Regions from separate parts of the Homo sapiens genome. Here region 1 is linked to region 2. A link is a loop called in an ENCODE intact Hi-C map of the cell type or tissue named here. Cell type or tissue: heart left ventricle. All regions are shown on one strand. Region 1 overlaps LOC105375310 (a long non-coding RNA gene). Region 2 overlaps NPAS2 (neuronal PAS domain protein 2).

The links. A loop is a pair of places that touch in the nucleus more often than their neighbours do. Peaks named below come from ENCODE experiments on the same cell type or tissue, not always from the same donor. Only the 100,000 strongest peaks of a DNase experiment are listed, where the experiment ranks them.
Region 1: a loop joins it to region 2, with 13 times the contacts of the local background. A loop is called at or near these places in 90 of 110 quality-filtered maps.

Annotation. Positions count from the first base shown.
Region 1 is chr2:100,727,791-100,732,790 of GRCh38, forward strand. It overlaps LOC105375310 (a long non-coding RNA gene), which reads right to left. Exons shown (of 3, transcript XR_001739612.2): 1 at 3,654-5,000. Among named protein-coding and RNA genes, the nearest start is that of LINC01868, 50 kb to the left of the region's middle. RefSeq lists a silencer at 2,557-2,851. In heart left ventricle, a CTCF peak has its summit at 2,674 (motif pointing right); a DNase peak (open chromatin) is centred at 2,689.
Region 2 is chr2:100,982,864-100,987,863 of GRCh38, forward strand. The region is part of intron 16 of NPAS2 (neuronal PAS domain protein 2); the gene reads left to right. Among named protein-coding and RNA genes, the nearest start is that of NPAS2-AS1, 8.2 kb to the left of the region's middle. RefSeq lists enhancers at 82-583, 584-1,083 and silencers at 2,015-2,210, 2,095-2,234. In heart left ventricle, a CTCF peak has its summit at 2,178 (motif pointing left); a DNase peak (open chromatin) is centred at 2,158; H3K27ac peaks cover 722 bases.

The DNA of each region.
Region 1 (5,000 bases), 260 kb before region 2:
ATAGAATGATTTATATTCCTTTGGGTATATACCTAGTAATGTGATTGCTGGGTCAAATGATATTTCTGTTCTAGATCCTTGAGGAATCACCACACCGTCTTCCACAATGGTTGAACTAATTTACATTCCCACCAATAATGTAAAAGCATTCCTGTTTCTCCACAGCCTCGCCAGCATCTGTTTTTTCTTGACTTTTTAATAATTCCCATTCTGACTGGTGTGAAATGGTATCTCATTGTGGTTTTGATTTGCATTTCTCTAATGATCAGTGATGAGCTTTTTTTCATATGTTGGTTGGCTGCATGAATGTCTTCTTTTGAGAAGTGTCTAGAACAGACTTTCTTATAAAAACCAATGCAGCATGCTTTCTTGTGAAATGTAACAAGAAATATTTAAAAAATAAAACTAACCATAGATCCCACAGCCACTGAAATGACAATAAAGAAATACTGTGAATAACTCCACATACATAAGTTCAACAACTTAGATGGAATGGATCAATTCCTTAAAAACCACGAACTACCCAAACTCACTCAAAATGAGACAGATAACCTGAATAGTACTAATTTATAGTTTAAAAATTTTACAAACGAAATCTCCAAGCCAAGATGGTTTCACTGGCAACTTCTACCACACATATAAGAAATAACACTAAATATGCACAATCTCTTCCAGAAAAGAGGAGGGAATATATCCCGCCTAATTTTATGAGCCCATTTTTACCCTGATATCAAAACCAGACAAAGACAGTATAAAAATTAAATCTACAAACTAATATCTCTCATCAATTTATTTACTTATTTATTATTTATTTATTTGACAAGGCCTCGCTCTGTCACCCAGCCTGGAATGTAGTGGCATGATCACAGCTCACTGCAGCCTCCACCTCCCAGGCTCAGGTGATCCTCCCACCTTAGCCTCCCAAGTAGCTGGGACTGTAGGCATGCACCACCCCTGGCTAATTTTTGTCTTTTTGGTAGAGATGAGGTTTTGTCATGTTGCCCAGGCTGTTTCTCATGAATCTAAATGTCAAAATATTCAACAAAATATTAACAAATGGAATCCAGCAATATATAAAAGAACTTATACACCACAACCAAGTAAGATTTATTCTAGTTACGCAAGATTGCTTCATCATTCAAAAAATCATTCAAAGTTATCCACTGTGTCAATAAGCTAAGGAGAAATATCATATGATAATGTAAATTGACACAGAAAAAATATTTGACAAACTACAACACTACCTCATGATAAAAATTATCTGCAAGTTAGGAATAGAGGGAATCACTTCAACCTGATAAAGAGCATCAACAAAAACCTGCATCTAATATCATACTTAATGGGGAAAAACTGAATACTTTGCCCCTAAGGTCAGGAACAAAGCCAGGGAAGGATGTCCACTATCACCACAGTATACGTCATAACACTAGAACTTCTAGACTCTGCAATAACGCATGAAAAATAAATAAAATACATACAGATTGGAAGGAAGACATAAAACTTTCCCTATTTGCAGTTTACACAATTGTCTATATAGAAAACCCAAGAAGTCTACCAAAAGCTCCTTTAAGGAATCAGTGAGTGTATTAGTCCACTAGCGCTACATAACACAATACTGCAGACTGAGGGGCTTAAACCGAAGAAATTTATTTTCTCACACTTCTATAAGCTAGAAGTCCAAGAGCAAGGTGCTAGCAAGTTGATTTCTGGTGAGTCCTCTCTCCTTTGCTTGCAGATCACTGCCTTCTTGCTTACATGATGTTTTCTCTACACTTGCATTCCTGGTATCTTCTCCTCTTCTTATAAGGACACTAGTCCTATTGGATTGGAGACCCACCATTATGACCTCATTTAACCTTAATTACATCCTTAAAACCCCTATCTCCAAATACAGTTAACTGGCTTCAATATGTAAATTTTTGGGGAAAACATAATACTGAGTTTAAACACATTCTAGAATATAAGGTCAATACAAAAAATCATGTATATTTATAAAGATAGTAATAAACAATCAGAAACAAACAAAAAATGATAAGAGCTCCCCCCCAAAAAGAGATACGTATAAATAATTTTAACAAAACATACATAGAATCTATGTGCTGAAAACACTAAAATGCTGATGAAATAACTCAAAGAAGACCTCAATATATGGAGAAACATACTATGTTCATGGATTGGCAGACTCAACAAGAAAAAGGACAATTTTACCCAAATCAATCTATGCTTTTGATGTAATGTCAATCAAAACTCTAGCAGAATTTTTTGCAGATATTTGACAAGCTGATTTTGAAATTCATATAAAAGGCAATGAAACTAGCATAGCCAAAAGAAAATTGGCTTTGGAAGAATCCCACTATCTAATTTTAAGACTTATAAGAATCAAGACAGTGTGGTATTGGCAGAGGGAGAGACACATAGATCAACAGAACAGAATAGAAAGTACAGAAATAGACACAAATCAATCTTGTTTGTCAAATGTGCAAAGGAAATTCAATGAAGAAATGATAGTGTTTTCAACAAATTGTGTTGGCATTTATACACACAAAAACATGAACCTCAACCCTGCAGCTAGTTGTAACCATGTAACTAGGTTTTGGGCAGTGGGATATAAGTAATTACTTAAAGATGAAGCTGTTGAGATTCTCCTAATCCTCCAGCCCCTCTCCTGGAGGTGGTGCTGGCGAGCTACTTTCAACCACGAAGTTGAGAACAACTGGAGCAGGAGCCTTAACCCAAAGAACAGCCACATGTTGAAGGCAGACATGCTGGGCCAGTTGGAAACCTTGATGACCTTATGAAGCAGAGCTCACCTTTCTGCCCTGGACTGTTTACCTGAGGCAAAAATAATCTTTGAACTCACGTAGGCTAATGCACTTGGGGATCTTTGTTATAATGAATATACATATGCATTGCAGAAAAATATAAAGGGTAAAATAAAAGTCATTCAGGGTCTCACTACCCAAGAGAGACATACTTTGATCTCACCTTGGCCCTTTCAATATGCTGCTAGGGTAAACTTCCGAAAAAAAAAAAAAGTTGGCTGGGCACGGTGGCTCACGCCTGTAATCCCAGCACTTTGGGAGGCCGAGGCGGGTGGATCACCTGAGGTTGGGAGTTCGAGACCAGCCAGACCAACATGGAGAAACCCCATCTCTACTAAAAATACAAAAATTAGCCAGGCGCGGTGGTGCATGCCTGTAATCCCAGCTACTTGGAAGGCTGAGACAGGAGAATCGCTTGAACCTGGGAGGCGGAGGTTGCAGTGAGCCGAGATTGCGCCATTGCACTCCAACCTGGGCAACAAGAGTGAAACTCTGTCTCAAAAAAAAAAAAAAAAAAAGTTAATAAGCTTGTCTAGCATTGCAGTAGATATCCTGAAGAACCTTGGATTTGGGGAGTAAGGTATAGGAATCTATTTCCTTTTCAGCCCTTAGATTGCAATAACTCTCCCTGGAGATTGTGCCACTAACATGACTACTCAGTGCCAGAGTCAACCAGATTGTGACTGGCTGACAGACAAGCAGCCAGTCCTTGCTAAATACATGTCCCTGCACCATACCCAGCAAGAGGAATGAGTATAATATAATAGTTAGGATCGTGGTCTTTGCAGTTGAAAAGTCATGGGTTCAAGTCCTAGCTTTGCTTCTTCCTACCTGTGTAACCTTGGGCAGGTGTGTAAACTTGTCTGAATTTCAATTTCCGCTTCTCTAAAATGAGAACAGATAGTAGCACCTCCCTCTTAAGCTTGTTGTGAGAATTAAACATGATGATACATGTGAAGTGATATAGAGCCTGGCACATAATACATACTCCATAAATGGGTGCTATTGCATCATCCATTCATGCATCATGTGTAAATTAAGTGTCTACTATATGCCTGGCACCTTTCTAGGCAATGGCAACATAGCAGTGAGTGACACAATAAAGATCTTTGCTCTCATGAATCTTACTTTCTACTTGAGGAGAAGGACTATAAACGCAATGTTTAAATAACAGTAGATCTGATGCAATTAAGACGGATAGAGAGTGACTTATTGTTAGTCATAACAATAGCTTTGTCCTGTGTGAGGATGGTTGGATTCAGTTGCCTCCCTCAGTCCTGCCAGGATTCATGTAGACAGCTGGGCAGGGCTGGTGTGGGCAGGGAGGACATGAGTGGACACTACACAGAATTCGTACAGTCAACAACTTTGTGAGCCATGGCAGGTGTCCCACTGTGAAACATGGCTGAAACCTTCACCTGCCAGACCCCTGGGATCACAGGGCAAGAGGAGGAGCCTAGGTTTCCAAGGACACAGGCATGAGGCAGAAGTCTGGAGTACACTAACAAGGTTTCAGATTTGCTGGGCCCTCCCATAAGAGCCCAACTGGCCCCATTTGGGGACCAGTAGCAAACAGAGTTAATTTTTCTTAACTAGTGGATGACAGGGTGTTTCGATTCAGAACGAATTTCTCAATCCATACATCAAGAACTCAACAGCAGTTCTCAACCCTGCTTTTCTTCAGAATCACTTTTAAATCTATGAAAACGACATCACCCAAACCGTCATATCCCAGAAAGTCTGATTAGTGCAGCTCAGGGATGGAAACTGGGCATTCTTGCAATGCAATGTTCCAAGGTGATTTAATGTGCGCTCAATGTTTGGAACCACTGATTTCACCCTTAAACCAAATCACAAAGCACTTCGTGCCCCCAGACAGTCATGGTCCAAATGCTGCACCATGGTAGGGTCAGCCTGCAATCTCCCTCCGCAGAGTTTGGAGAAGGGTGGCCACAGTAAAGGATTAGAAACATTCCCATGGGAGAAGCAGGCTTGTTCCCACCGACTTCCTCAGTCATGCCGTCTTTCTAGTGAGCGTTCTTCCTCCTCTCCGTGGCCTCTCCAAGGTTCAACCAATCTTCAGTCTCTCTACATCCAAATCCTCTTCTGGGGCAATAGCAGCCCACAAGGCCTCTGCTTTCTTTGAAATCTGGCCCCTCTTAATAGTAACAGGGCTTT
Region 2 (5,000 bases):
GAGCTGGGTGGCTCCCCATTTGTGGTGTGCCAGCAGGGAAGCTCTGCAAAGCCTAGCAGCAGCAGCTCTCACTGTGACCCCCAGATATTAGAATTGTTTGGAGAGGTGTTGTTTTGTTTTGTTTTTTGTTTTGTTTTGGAGGAAAACCTTTACATATTGGATCTCTTTTAATAATATATAATGTTTTACTTACATTAGTCCAGGACTGTGTATCTTCAGAAGTGCCTGATTCTGACCCAGCCTTTGATTGTAAATGTAACTCTAGCTAACCTTGGCGTCTGCCCTGGGAGCACTAAGCATTTGGAGACCCTTAGAAGGGACAGAAAGAAGCAGAAATAACATCTCTGCTGGAGCACTGTCCCTGTTGCTTCCCCCATCACCATCTACGCAGACCCTCCCCTGGCCACACAGCTTCTGAAGTGCAGCCACACCTACCATAGGTGACAGGCGGGTTCTGTCGGGGCACAGCGCCGTGAGCCGGTGCACGCTGAGATTAATACACAGTGGTGCAGGTGTCTGGGGGCTTAGGGAGATGCTCATTTGGCCATCCTGCCTCGCTGAGGTCCCAGCAGCTCCGCCTGGCCCTCAGGGGCACTCCTGGTGGCTTTCTAGATGCTCACTGTCCCTCCCCTTCCTGCCCCTGCACAGGCCTCTCAGAGGTGGCTGCTCACCTTAAAGAGAAGAGCCCCGCCCTGGACAGGCCACCTCCCCACCTGCTCCCCTCAAGACACGGCGTGTGCGCCTTGAGCAGGCTTCACTCAGACAGCCTGGGCCATGCCAGAGCCCTGCTGCTCTCCCCACCTCCTCAGTGCACCCTTAAATTGACCAGAAAAAGGCTCGGCCTTCTCGTGAAAAGAAATGGAGTCACCGAGCTGCCATTCCACCTTTTACCAGAATAGGTAAAAAGTGGCTTTTGACTTACGCCTTCCCAGCTGGAATATTTTTCTCACTGATCCAGGGCCTGACTGGGAGCCCAATGCTTGCCTGACTCCAATTACTTTAATGGAATTTTTACACTAACAGGAAGGGGGAAATCGAGCCAGAAACTGCTAAAATTGAGGTAGGCGTATGAACATCCCCCTCAGTGCCTGGAGTTTTTCTACTTCCTGCCTTTTCTGAATTTTAAAATAACAGGCAGCAAGGTTATCGCTTTCACTCCTGTTATAACAAAGTATTTTTCCTCCTTGTGACCTATGCCTTTGGTTAACCCCAAAGTACCTATGCCACAGTGCACTGAGGGATGTTCTGAGCCGGCCGGCATGGGAATTGCACCCTCCGGTGCCTTCCTGCCCTGTGTTCATTCCTGAGGCCTTATCTTTGCAGTGGAATTTTCCAGAGATCATGGAAATCCACAGATAGTCGAGACAGAGGATATTTCCTCAAGGAGCCTGCCTTGTTTTTTTGTAAGACTTAAAGAAATATGTTCCAAAATGTGATATTTGTTTTTTTTAAACTAAACTGTGTGATTCAAGTGTGAAGAATAAGCAAGTAGAAATGACTCCAGCCCACCCCCAAAAGTAGAGGGATAGATAAAATAAGAATGACAAAACACTGATGATTGTTGAAGCCTAATGGTGATGCCAAGGTTTCATTATATTACTTGTCTATTTTGTATACTTCTAAAATGTCCTGTAATGACAAGTATTTGTAGAAATAAGCAGATAACACTAATGAAAAATCATCTGTGAGTGTAGGATTGGTTTGTTCTTGAAAATTAGAAGTTGTTGGTTTGTTTTCTCTGATAACTTTTCCCACTTGGAGAACTTTTTTTTTTTTTTATGTTTTCTATAAAGTTGACCTCAGAGCCCTTTTAAGTCACCATCTCCTTAAGCCACAAAATTCTACTTTATTGTTGATAAACAGAAGTACGGCTGTGCCCAGCAGCAAACCAGGAACCAGTCCCCCACCCAGTGGCCTTTATCCCAACCTCAGTGGACTTGTGATGCTTTACTTCATTGCTTCAAAACTTTCGTCGAGGCTATATGTGCCTGTGATGCTTACTATTTTTTTTTTTCAAAAAAACCTTGGGTTATGAGGAAGAAGTCCTGAAGGGCTGTTGGTGTTTGCACCTGGATGGGGTCATGAAAATGGGGCTACCTGGACAAGAGCTGTTGTGCTGAAAGGCCCATCGCCCCCTCCAAGGCTGCCTCTTGCTCTTTTTGAGAGCATGCGCGCCCTCTGCTGGCTGCTCAAAGGAATGCCTAGAAGGACACCTGTAGCAATGGCAAATGACGTGTTCCTCAACTGGTTCATCCATCCATCTATCCATCCTTCCTTCCATCCAGCCATCATCTATCCATCCTTCCATCCGTCCTTCCTTCCTTCCATCCAGCCATCATCTATCCATCCTTCCATCCAGCCATCATCTGTCCATCCTTCCATCCGTCCTTCCATCCAGCCGCCATCTGTCCATCCTTTCTTCTGGCCACCCTCCCTTCTATACATCCTTCTGCCCGTCCTTTCTTCCTTCCATCCATCCTTTAGTCCATCCATCCATCTGACAGACACCCTTTATTTACCAGGCACGTGGTTAAGCACTGTGAGGATACAGAAAGATAAACAGGGCAGGGTTTCTACTGTCAGAGGATATACATCGATGGGACAGAGTAGCACACCTTGCTGTTACAGTCTGTTACATAAATAACACCAGCAGACATAGTTTGCCCTTCTCTGAGTGAAAGCACCATTCATATGTTTATTCATTCATACATGCATTTATTCCATTCATTCATTTATCAAACAGTTTTTATATGCCCAAAGAGGCGAAGGAGGAAAAAGCTCCTTTTTTCATTTTGAATGTTATTATCTGACATTCATTCAGTACTTACTATGTCTCAGGTCATTTATATGCATTAACTTCATTTAGTCCTTAATAAGATATATGCTCTTAATGTCACTATTTTTTTTTAATGTCACTATTTTTTACTAATGAGGAAACTAAGGCTTTGAAAAGTTATTAAAATTGCCGAAGGCCATACTGCTAGTAAATGGTAGGGTGGGAATTTGAGCTAAGATAGGTCTGCTTTAAGGTAAATTATACTGCCTCTCATCAATAAAGGTTGGATTTATTCAAACTCTAATCAAAAGGTAAATTGTGTCCTACCAGAAAAACGCATGGTAATTGGGTTTGACTACTAGGTTTTTGCTGAAGTGATGAAGTATAGGTTGCCCTATGTGCTATAAATGAGTCTTATTTTAATAGGGAGCTGGGATTGCATGAAACATGAATCCTCAAAATGTGTAAAATGATGGATACCCAGAAAATTCTTCTTAATTTCTAAAGTGACAAGGAGTCCTCATTTCAAAACTGCAGGCTTCTCTGTGGTGGGTGGGGCATGAGAGGAGTTTGGGGAGGTCCCGTGGGATGGTAGAAAGATCAGAACCCAGCCCCAGCTCAGCCACCTGCCCATCTCGGGCCTCTGGTAAGTGGCTCGACCCCACCCATGAAACAGATGCTTGAGCGAACTGATCCGTAAGTCTCCCCAGCGCGCCTGCATGGTGGGATCCTCGCCTGCCTCTCCAAACCTGCGCTGACACTCAGCAGATGTCAGCCTGTCGGTCCTGTACTGCATATGAGGTGGGACTGCACTGAGTACAGGAATGGGGTGAAAAACGTCAGATGCTGGGAGCCAGAGAGCCTTCCCCCTAAAGAACTCCAGGCTAAGGGCCTGATGGACTGGAACAGTGTATGTTGAGAATCATGATAGACACAGTGCCATCTGATGTTTTTAATACCCAAGAGGTACTTTTGTTTAAAAAGCCAGTTTCAGGTCTGTCATTAAATTATTATTAAAATTACAAAAGTTGTCTTTCTTAAAACTTTAGAGTCAACTGACAGATTCCGTTTTATTTATGAATCTACTAATTTGGTCTAAAAAGAGCAATGCTCTAACTAGATTTTTATTTATGTTCAATTAGTTGATAGGTTGATTGTGAATAATCAACATTATCTACCAAAACTATTCATTTACACATTTAATTTATCTGAATCTTTCAAGCATTTTATGTACCTAACAAGGCAGACTTATAAAGCTAAGAAGTAAAATCTTTCTAAGCACCTAAACAACTGTTTTATTTATTTATTCATTTTTAAGACAGAGTCTCACCCTGTTGCCCAGGCTGGAGCGCAGTGGCACGATCTTGGCTCACTGCAACCTCCGCCTCCCAGGTTCAAGCAATTCCCCTGCCTCAGCCTCCCAAATAACTGGGATTACAGGCGTGCGCCACCATGCCCAGCTAATTTTTATATTTTTAGTAGAGACAGGGTTTCACCATATTGGTTAGGCTGGTCTCAAGCTCCTGGCCTCAAGCGATCTGCCCGCCTTGGCCTCCCAAAGTGCTGTAATACAGGCGTTAGACACAGCGCCCAGCGTAAACAACTGTTTTAAATCAAATACACCAAACTTATTTGAACTAAATCAGGATTCTCAAGAACACCTCAAATTCTCTTAAATCTTTCAAATTAAAACCACCAAGCTAATATCCCATGGCCTTTTAAATGTCTCTGAGACACCTTAGGTAACAAAACACAGAGATGATCATGATGATTACAAAACTTGAACATAATTTTAAAGTGCATGGACTTAATGTTATGTGATCATATCCATGTTATTGGCCTGCCTGGGTATGTGGTTCCTTAATTAATGACAGATCTGCCATCTCAGCTGAGAGCACTGGATTGAAAATTCTCAACAGTAATGTGGGTACAGACACGAGTCACTGGTCAGAGATTCAAGGGCAAACACAGAGCCTGGTCCTACTGCGAGGGCAATGTGGCCCATGCCACAGGTGAGCCATCCCTCTGCCCCTATATCATGAGGCAATATTATCATGACTGCATCATGCATTCCACTCACCAGGTATTTCTCCCTTCTAGGAAGAAGCTGGTAAGCCAACCTCGACTCTAAACAAGTACATCACATTATTTAGAGAACATCTGGGTCTAAACAGCTTTCACATTGTTAGGCCTCAGTCACTTGCCTGTAACCTTCATGAAGGCA